Linked DNA regions of Homo sapiens: region 1 is linked to region 2. Evidence: read pairs that join two places in POLR2A ChIA-PET (ENCODE). Cell type or tissue: MCF 10A. All regions are shown on one strand. Links, peaks and the distances in the headings refer to the core of each region. The heading gives the core; the rest is flanking DNA.

Region 1 (4,407 bases), core at 99-4,098, 90 kb before region 2:
CTTGTGCGTGTAGAGGCACATGCTGCAAAACAACATTTTGGTCAACAACAAACTGCATATACATATGAAGATGGTCCCATAGGATAATAACACTGTATTTTTCCTTTTTTTTTTTTTTTTTTTTTTTTTTTTTTTTTTTTTTTTTTTTTTGAGACGGAGTCTCGCTCTGTCGCCCAGGCTGGAGTGCAGTGGCGGGATCTCGGCTCACTGCAAGCTCCGCCTCCCGGGTTCACGCATTTTTCCTTTTTTTTATGTTTAGATGTGTTTAATTACATAAATACTTACCTTTGTATTACAGTTGCCTACAGTATTTAGTTTAGTAACATGCTGTACAGGTTTGTAGCCAAAAAGCAATAGGCTATACCATAATAGTGCAGGTGTGTAGAAGGCTTTTACATAAAGGTTTTATGACCTGTATGATGTTCACACAACAACAAAATTGCCTAGTGGTGCATTTACTATAACATATCCCATCCTTAAGGGACACGTGAATGTATATACACACACACACATATACACATATTACCAAATGGATACATACATGGTTACCTACAGAAAAATTTAAACTTTGAAATAATACTCTTAGGGAATGTTACCTTTTTAAAAGATATTCTTTAAATTTATATTTGCTATTATGTTGCCTTACCAATATTCACATGTAACATTGCACATTTCACTAAGGGATTTTTTATATTAGCATTTTAGTCAGCACATTTGTTGTCTGTTTACCCTGTGTTATGAGTTAGGTAAAAAGAGATCTTGTTCCTGCTTTAAAGAGATCTCAGTTTAGTGACAGATAAGTAAACCAACCAAAGAGGGTGCATGAACCCCGGTAGCCTGGGTAGGAAGAAGCTTTCACTCTCAGTAGTTAAGGTGATGATGGGATGGAGGACTGTTCAGGAAAGACTGGTCAGAAAAGCTCAGACTTGTCTAAGTATGGAAGGGTGGGAGGAATGAGTTAGGTGGGAAAGGGCATTCGAAACAGAGACGGCAGCGCGTGCCAAGTGCTGAAGCAGCATAGCCTGGCATGAGGAGGTACACAGTAATTTGACTCAGCTGGAATGATGGGTGCAGGGGGCGGATCCTCATTTTCAGACTCACAAGACCTCAAAGCTAAAGAAGGAACATGCTGTTTTTTTGCAGTGGACAAATCCCTGCCATTCTGCTTGCCACTTTCTGGATGAATGCTCAGGCATCTCTTCCTTTCTGATTACATCCCTGGCTGCTTTTCTATGCCACTCCATGGATTACTGCTTCAAGTTTATACCCCCTTCCCATATGATACAGTCACCTCACTTGACACATGTAGGTTCCAGACCAGTGCCCTCCCTTTCTGTAACCTCATGAACTAACAAGGTGTAGATATTTAATACATATTAACCTGGATGATAGCATGTATTAACTCAGAGGAGCTGCTTACTTATAAATAAGTAAAAGAGTTAAAAAATAATCGTCAATGAGTCAATCAAATAAGTTACCACATAGCTTTCCCCCCAATAAACCAACACTTGGACCATTCAACATTTTTTTATTCACTATGCATGCAGCTTTAGCTATGACTAAACTTTTACAAATAAGACTTGCAGGGTTACCATTTAGACGTAACATGCACTAGATTCCATTCATGGAGGAAACCAGTTGGCTGCTGTTGGAGATTGGGCAACCGACAAGATTAGAAAAAAAACCAAAACCAAAACAATGCCTGTTAGCTTCAGATCTCCTTTTAGTTTTGGAGTTTGCTGTATTAAACTGTTCCATTACACTTTGTAGAATTGTGTGGAGTGGAGTTCTGTTGATCTAAGAGCTTAATACCCATGACAAAAAGGTTCAAGTTTTGTATGTGAACTCCTACTTACAGTATTGTCATCATAGACATGAAGAATGTTAAGAAACGCAGTATGGCAATTAAGAGCACTAACCTTGAAGGTGACCCAAATTGGAATCCCAGTTTTAATTCTTGGCCAAATATTTTAACTGTACTAATTCAAAGTTTTCCTGCATGTGTCATGGCAATAATTTCTGTTCTTTTTCATTAACCTTGGGAAATTATTAATATGAAGATTACGTGACATCTTATTTTTGTATGTATCCTAGAAAGTATAAAATGTGATATGAATTAAGTTGGTATTAATAGAAAGGTATAATGTTCAGGGAAAATATCAGACCTGTATGTGAGATTTTGTAATCACCACTGGGTATTTGAGTAGAAGAAAACATGAGAAAAAAATAATAATGTGCATAGTGTTAAGAAATCATGGCTGAGAAGAAGGTAGGCCTCTGTCTGGGCAAGAAAACTAGGTTTTTGAAGATAATAGCTTTGAGTGAAAAATGAGAGATTTGTAATCATCCAGAATAATGGTGTCTGAATTCTTCAGCACGTGGTAGTAGACACACGACGTGTTTGTTGTCTCAGAATTCTGAGGGCAATTCACAAAGAAATTGTTACAAACCATGAATCATTACACAACATTAGAATACCTCAAAAGAGTGAGTAACTCAAAGCTCTTAACAGATCTTGAGAAACTTGAAATAATAGGCATGTTTTTCTTGGGTGAGCAATCTCTCTAATTATGTGAGAGTTGTGTGTGCCCTTTCCTGCTCCACCATATTATGAATGTTTAGTGTAGAGAATTACTGAAGGTTTGCACACCAATTGGTAAAAAATGCAAAAATTACCAGTAGTAAATATACAAGATTGTTTGGGTAGGGGCAGGGACATTGGAGAAAAAATGAAAGACTAAGAAAAAAGTGATGTGAATTTTAGAAAAACACAAAGATTAAGCAAGGTTGAGTGTTTTGAGAGGAAATCAAAGCAACAGGTAAAAGAAACCAGTAACACAGTTAGTTGACTTTTTTAAACTGAGAGATTTCTCAAGAAAGATTTCTTGATAATAGAGTAAGAAAGAAACATCCTGTGATGGGGATGTTCTTTACAGAATATTTTGATCTCCAATTTAATTTTATGTCTGAATTTATAATCAGAAAAGGTCTTGTTTCCTTATGGTTTCATCAAACTAAATTAAATTGTAATTGCTCAGATGGTATAAATATGTGCACAAAGTTGATTATTGAACATTGTATAGTGGCCAGTTGGCTAATTGTAACTCTAAATGACACCATAATATGAAGTTTTGTTTTTATTTATATTGTTCTCTAAATACCAGGGTGAGTATGATGTTTCTGATAAGTGCATAAAGAAAACATGAACTTATAACTGGAGCAATAGGGCAAGGCTGCATCTTTATTACTTAACTCTCCAGTTGTAAAAACAAGTACTACGGTTGACAAGACACCTCTCCATGGGTACCTCCGTAATTGTCATAAATTTAAATTTATTGTAATGTTTTAGACCTGTTTGAACTGTAGTACACAGCCCATTATAACCATGTTTGAATTATATTTATCAATCTTTTTTTTTTTTTTTTTTAAGACGGGGTTTCACTCTGTTGCCCAGGCTGGAGTGCAGTGGCAGGATCTCAGCTCACTGCAGCCTCAACCTCCTGGGCTCAAGCGATTCTCCCACCTCAGCCTCCCAAGTACCTGGGACTGCAGGCACATGCCACCACTCCTGGCTAGTATTTTTTGCAGATTTTCACAGAGACAGATTTTCGCCATGTTGCACTCTTGAGCTCAAGTGTTCGGCCCACCTCAGCCTCCCAAAGTGAGGGGTTATAGGCCTGTGGCACTACACCCAGAAGACAATAAAATATTTTTTAAAAGTGGATTATTTGTAAGGGAGATATCTATTAGAAAGCTTTTTGAACTATTCACGGAATAAGTTTCAATTTTCTATTTTTTCCTACTAGTTTAATATTGAATAAAAATGTATACATTATTCTTCTCCTGGTATCAATCAACCTGGACTCCTACATTTTCTTTGCTAATGATTGATTTCTTTTTTGGAATGATACGATTACTTTTGTGACATTGTCACTTAAACAATTACTAAGAAAAAGTTAAAATATATGACCTCAGGTAGACTCTTAATTTTCATATTTAATGAAAACATGCATAACCAGTTCTTACTCCCCAAAAATATGTAAAATTACAAATGAAAATGGCATGATGACATTAAAATGAGCAGCTTTGTATATTTTCTGCCTTGTTACTAAACAGCAGAGATAAAGGAAGTCTCCTTATCAAGTTAACAGAATTTAAATAATCTATGTAGATAATTATTATAAATTATTTGTTAATGTAAATCAGGTTTTTAGACCTATAGTAAGCTGTGATGCTATGATATAACATCCTGAATGATGTTGATTCATTTTTACATCTTAATGAAGTATCATCTTCATTAGAATATTTGAATATAGAAATGTTTCTTTTTCATTTTTAGAAATAACTTTGTTAATAGTGGCTCATATGGCTTTGTTTTAGGATGTGTATTATGTGTGAATACATACA
Region 2 (4,407 bases), core at 243-4,242:
CTGCTGACTGGCTATGGATGCAGTCATAGGGGCATGGAAATCGGTCCTTTTACCCTGACTCTGCTTCTGGGTGGGGGCCACAGGACCTGTTAAGAGTCTGAGTGGAGCTATTGGTCATCAGAAATGCAAACGTCTGGAAGGACATCCAAAAGACCAATCTTAAGTTCTACAATAGTGATGCTATCTGCAAGAGTAACTGGGGAAGTTGCAAATATTTTGACCTTGGGAATAATGGCTCATAATCCTTTACTTCTACACCTTAACAAAGTTCAGGCTTCTCTCATCCTCCTAACCTCATAGTGTTTCATTCATTTTACAGTGACAGTTGAGTTTGGGGAAAGGTGTATTAAAACTTAAGCTGTAAACTAAATTTCTCCCAAAGTTAGCTTTGTCTAGGAATGACTAAGGGCAGTTTGGAAGTTAAAGGCAAGATGAGGGTTGATTAAATCAGAGCCCTTTCACTGTCATAATCTTCTCACAGTTACAATTTTTGTAGACAGTTTCAATATTGATGAGCTATTTAGCATGTCTTGAACTCTGTTATAACATTAATGTAATGTCTAGTTGTATCCACTAGGATGCCAACCCTGCTTCATTCATAATAACGTGGCAAGTGTCACCAAATGACTTACCATATGATCCACACATTTGAGAAAATGCTACTCTCATCAGTATTCTCATAAATAATCAACAATTTGCCTATTTTAGTAATGCTGTTAATATATTTAAATGCTTTGAACATTAAAACTAGAGCTTTTAAAATTTTACATATCTCTCTAATTCAGATGATATAATTGTATTTTTATTTACTTAATATTACTTTGAAATCACATGAATCTGATTTTGTATATAACTTTCCATTTTTATGTCCTCTGATAATCTTAGAACAAAGCTAAAAGATAAGTATGATTAGTGTTATATATTTCTAAAGATGTTAATTTTGAAAGGCTCATATATTTTAAGCTTTTGGAAAGAAAATGCTTAATTGTATCAATTTGAAAATACTTGAGTCAGGCAAAAGAGAATGAACATAGATTAAAATAAGTGTGCCTTATGGTGGTTTTAAAAAATATATTATTTAATCCCCATATTGAAATATTACTACCATTTTGTAGATTAAAACTCAACATATATAGAGTGAAGAGAGTTCTCTTTAAAATCAGACTGCCTCTTGACTGGTTTGGAAAATAGGAGAAAGATCATTGAGAAAGAAACAAAAATTTAAGATCTCTTCTGACCATTTTTGTTTTCCTATTAAAACACCTGTATGCTATTCCTGTTGATTATGATGTCATGGATACTTTGGTAACTTTGAAAAAATGGTGAACTAATTAGAATTTACCAATTTTTTTTAGTAGTGACAATGGTGATAAATATTGAGGGTTAAACTGTAGTGTCTCCACACGGTAATCTATAAAATTCAAATCCAAACAAGAAGCTTTTTTAAAAAAATGTCACCTGGAGTCTAAGAAAAAGTAAAAATATGAATGCAGTCAATATTTTTCTTATCAGTCATATTTCATCAATATTAGCAAAATTACCCAGTTCCATGATGTATCTTAGCAATCTTGTCAGTGCCAAATTTTTCAGAACTGTATTCTTATAGAACCTTGTAAGGCTAAAATTTAGCTAAGAAATAGGAGAATAAAATTGGAAAGCAAGTATTTCTAGTGAATAGGCTGTCTTCTATTAAACACCTCAGAATGTGTCACTCTGGTATGCAAAAGACTCAGAGCATTTTTAGTTTGAAATTATGCAATCTGTGCACAGTATTTGAAATATAGGCACTCCTACAGTAAGTTTGGAGGAGAAAACACAAATCTAAGGACTAATACAATTTTTTTTTCGGCTTTTTGCAATGTGACCACATGTAGGCCACCAAAGGCCTCAGAAAACTGAGGGGGGAATTTCCAAGATGTCTTTGTGTCTTGGCCCCAGGGCAAAGGTCCTGTGTCTGCATAGATGTTACCACTCTAGTTAAGTCAGGTTTTGTGTAAGTGTGAATAAAAGCCATTATGGAAATACCTGGCTGATGCCTTTCCTTGTGCTTCTTCACCACAAGTAATTATTCAGGCAAGAGATCAAGGCTGTCATCTCTTGCTTTAAAGGAGTACATGAATTATCTTAGGTTCTTCCAAGGCAGATTGCTTAAGAAAGCTAAAGTTTATACTAAAAATTTTGTTTTATGGGAAAATAATAGGAAAGACATTGAGGTAGCAATTATCTAAGACTCTAACATAAAATCTGAGGTAGGCATTGGACATAAACGTAGGAGGCTCCAAATCAGCCCAGGCAGCTTCCAATACCTCCTCTGAAATTGGGTTTTTAAATTTGTGTAGCATTGCTAAAGAGGAAGTGCCTTTTTTTCCAGTGGAATAACATTCTGATAGAGTTGAATTTTAAAAGGGCACTTTTCTGCTGGGTACAAGTTAATGAAATAGCATTAAGTGTAATTAGTTTTTTTAGAGAAAGAAATATGCAAGCACTGAATTGTTAGAGAGACAGAGAAACACTGCATGCCAAAACTTGACTTTCAATACCTGAGTGAGGAGGTATTAAAATATATGACACATCCTTTGGATGAGATTCTTGAGAAGCCATCTCAAGCTTTCTGACACCAATATTTTCCTTTCTTTTTGGAATATGATGAGTGATGTTTTGTGGTATCCTAATCCTATTACTGATAAAAGTAATATGAAGAACTCTCACTTCTACCCAGGCCTACAGTGTTTTGTTTTGTGTTAAAGTCAGGGGAATTCTAATAGGATTCCCAATTACGTAAAAGAGGTTCACTTGCCATTCACTGTTTCCTCTACCTTGCTACAGTCTTTATTTGGCATTAAGAGCAATGGCATAATTTCATGTCACTGAGCAATTTGCAGATTTTAACTCTCTGAAAGGTCATAGAGGCTTTTGGTGTGATCTTAGACCTTGCTGTTGTGATGCCCTTTGCATCTGATTTTTACTTCTCTTAAATGAGGTTTAGCCTAAAGCTGCCTCTTTAAGGTTTTTGTTGTTGTTGTTTTGTTTTTGTTTTGTTTTGTTTTGTTTTTGTGACGGAGTCTCGCTCTGTCGCCCAAGCTGGAGTGCAGTGTTGCAATCTCGGCTCACTGCAACCTTCGCCTCCCGTGTTCAAGTGATTCTCCTGCCTCAGCCTCCCGAGTAGCCGGGATTACAGGCGCCCGCCACCATGCCTGGCTAATTTTTTTGTATTTTTGGTAGAGACAGGGTTTTACCATGTTGGCCGGGCTGGTCTCGAATTCCTGACCTCAAGTGATCCACCCACCTGGGCCTCCCTAAATGCTAGAATTACTGGCGTGAGGCACCGCGCCTGGTCTCCTCAAGTATTTTAATGTCGGTCTAAAGGTTTCTTCTTACATAATGAACTGTAACCTAACTAGATGTGTAAACAGACTGTAATCTACTCTTGTAAGGAGTAGCCCAGTCTCAGCCAATCACAGCAGCCGTACTTCAACCGCTCGCAGGTGACCAACTCCAAGCTTGTCCAACCCATGGCTCGCGGGCCCCATGTGGCCCAGGACGGCTTTCAATGCCGTCTAACACAAACTTGGAAACTTCCTTAAAACATTATGAGATTTTATTTTTGTGATTTTACTTTATTTCATTATTGTAGCTCATCAGCTATCGTTGGTGTTTATTGTATTTAATGTGTGGCCCAAGAAAGTTCTTCTTCTTCCAGTGTGGGACAGGGAAGCCAAAAGATTTGACATCCCTGGAACTTTAAACCATGTTCAAATGCAGAGCTGTGACCAATCCAGCTGTTTCTGTACCTCACTTCTGTTTTTTGCGTATCACTTTCCTTTTTCTGTCTTTAAATTCTGTCAGATCACCTGACAGTGCTGGAGTTGCTCTGAACCTATTCTGGTTGAAGTGGGGTGTGGGCGAGGGGTGAGTGTGCTCCTTAATTCACAAGTATTTTTTTGCTCAATTAAGCTCTGTTAAATTTAATTGTCTGAAGTTTTTCTTTTTTTTTTCTTTTTTTTTTTTAGACTGATTGTCGCTCTGTCGCACAGGGTGGAGTGCAGTGGCGCGATCTCTGCTCACTGTAAGCTCTGCCTCCCAGGTTCATGCCATTCTCCTGCCTCAGCCTCCCAAGTAGCTGGGACTACAGGCAGCCGCCACCACTCCTAGCTAATCTTTTCGTATTTTTAGTAGAGATGGGGTTTCACCGTGTTAGCCAAGATGGTCTCAATCTCCTCACCTCATGATCCGCTCTGCTCGGCCTCTCAAAGTGCTGGGATTACAGGCGTGAGCCACCACACCTGGCATTTTTCTTTTAATACTTTCTTCTTTGTCTTGCAAGGTTGTAGCAAATTGTGACTTTGCTTAAAGTAAGCATTCATTTGACTTAGAGTTATATGTAATTTTCTATAAGTTTATATTAAG

The links. Peaks named below come from ENCODE experiments on the same cell type or tissue, not always from the same donor. Only the 100,000 strongest peaks of a DNase experiment are listed, where the experiment ranks them.
Region 1: POLR2A ChIA-PET joins it to region 2 with 6 read pairs; 2 of 35 experiments call an interaction of 5 or more read pairs at or near these places.

What each region holds. Positions count from the first base shown.
Region 1 is chr4:156,887,023-156,891,429 of GRCh38, reverse strand. All of the region lies in intron 1 of PDGFC (platelet derived growth factor C), which reads left to right. Among named protein-coding and RNA genes, the nearest start is that of PDGFC, 83 kb to the left of the region's middle. In MCF 10A, for the core only: no CTCF peak of the experiment used is centred there; DNase peaks (open chromatin) are centred at 1,639 and 2,469.
Region 2 is chr4:156,796,838-156,801,244 of GRCh38, reverse strand. The region is part of intron 3 of PDGFC (platelet derived growth factor C); the gene reads left to right. Among named protein-coding and RNA genes, the nearest start is that of LINC02272, 160 kb to the right of the region's middle. RefSeq lists an enhancer at 3,305-3,805. In MCF 10A, for the core only: a CTCF peak has its summit at 580; no DNase peak of the experiment used is centred there.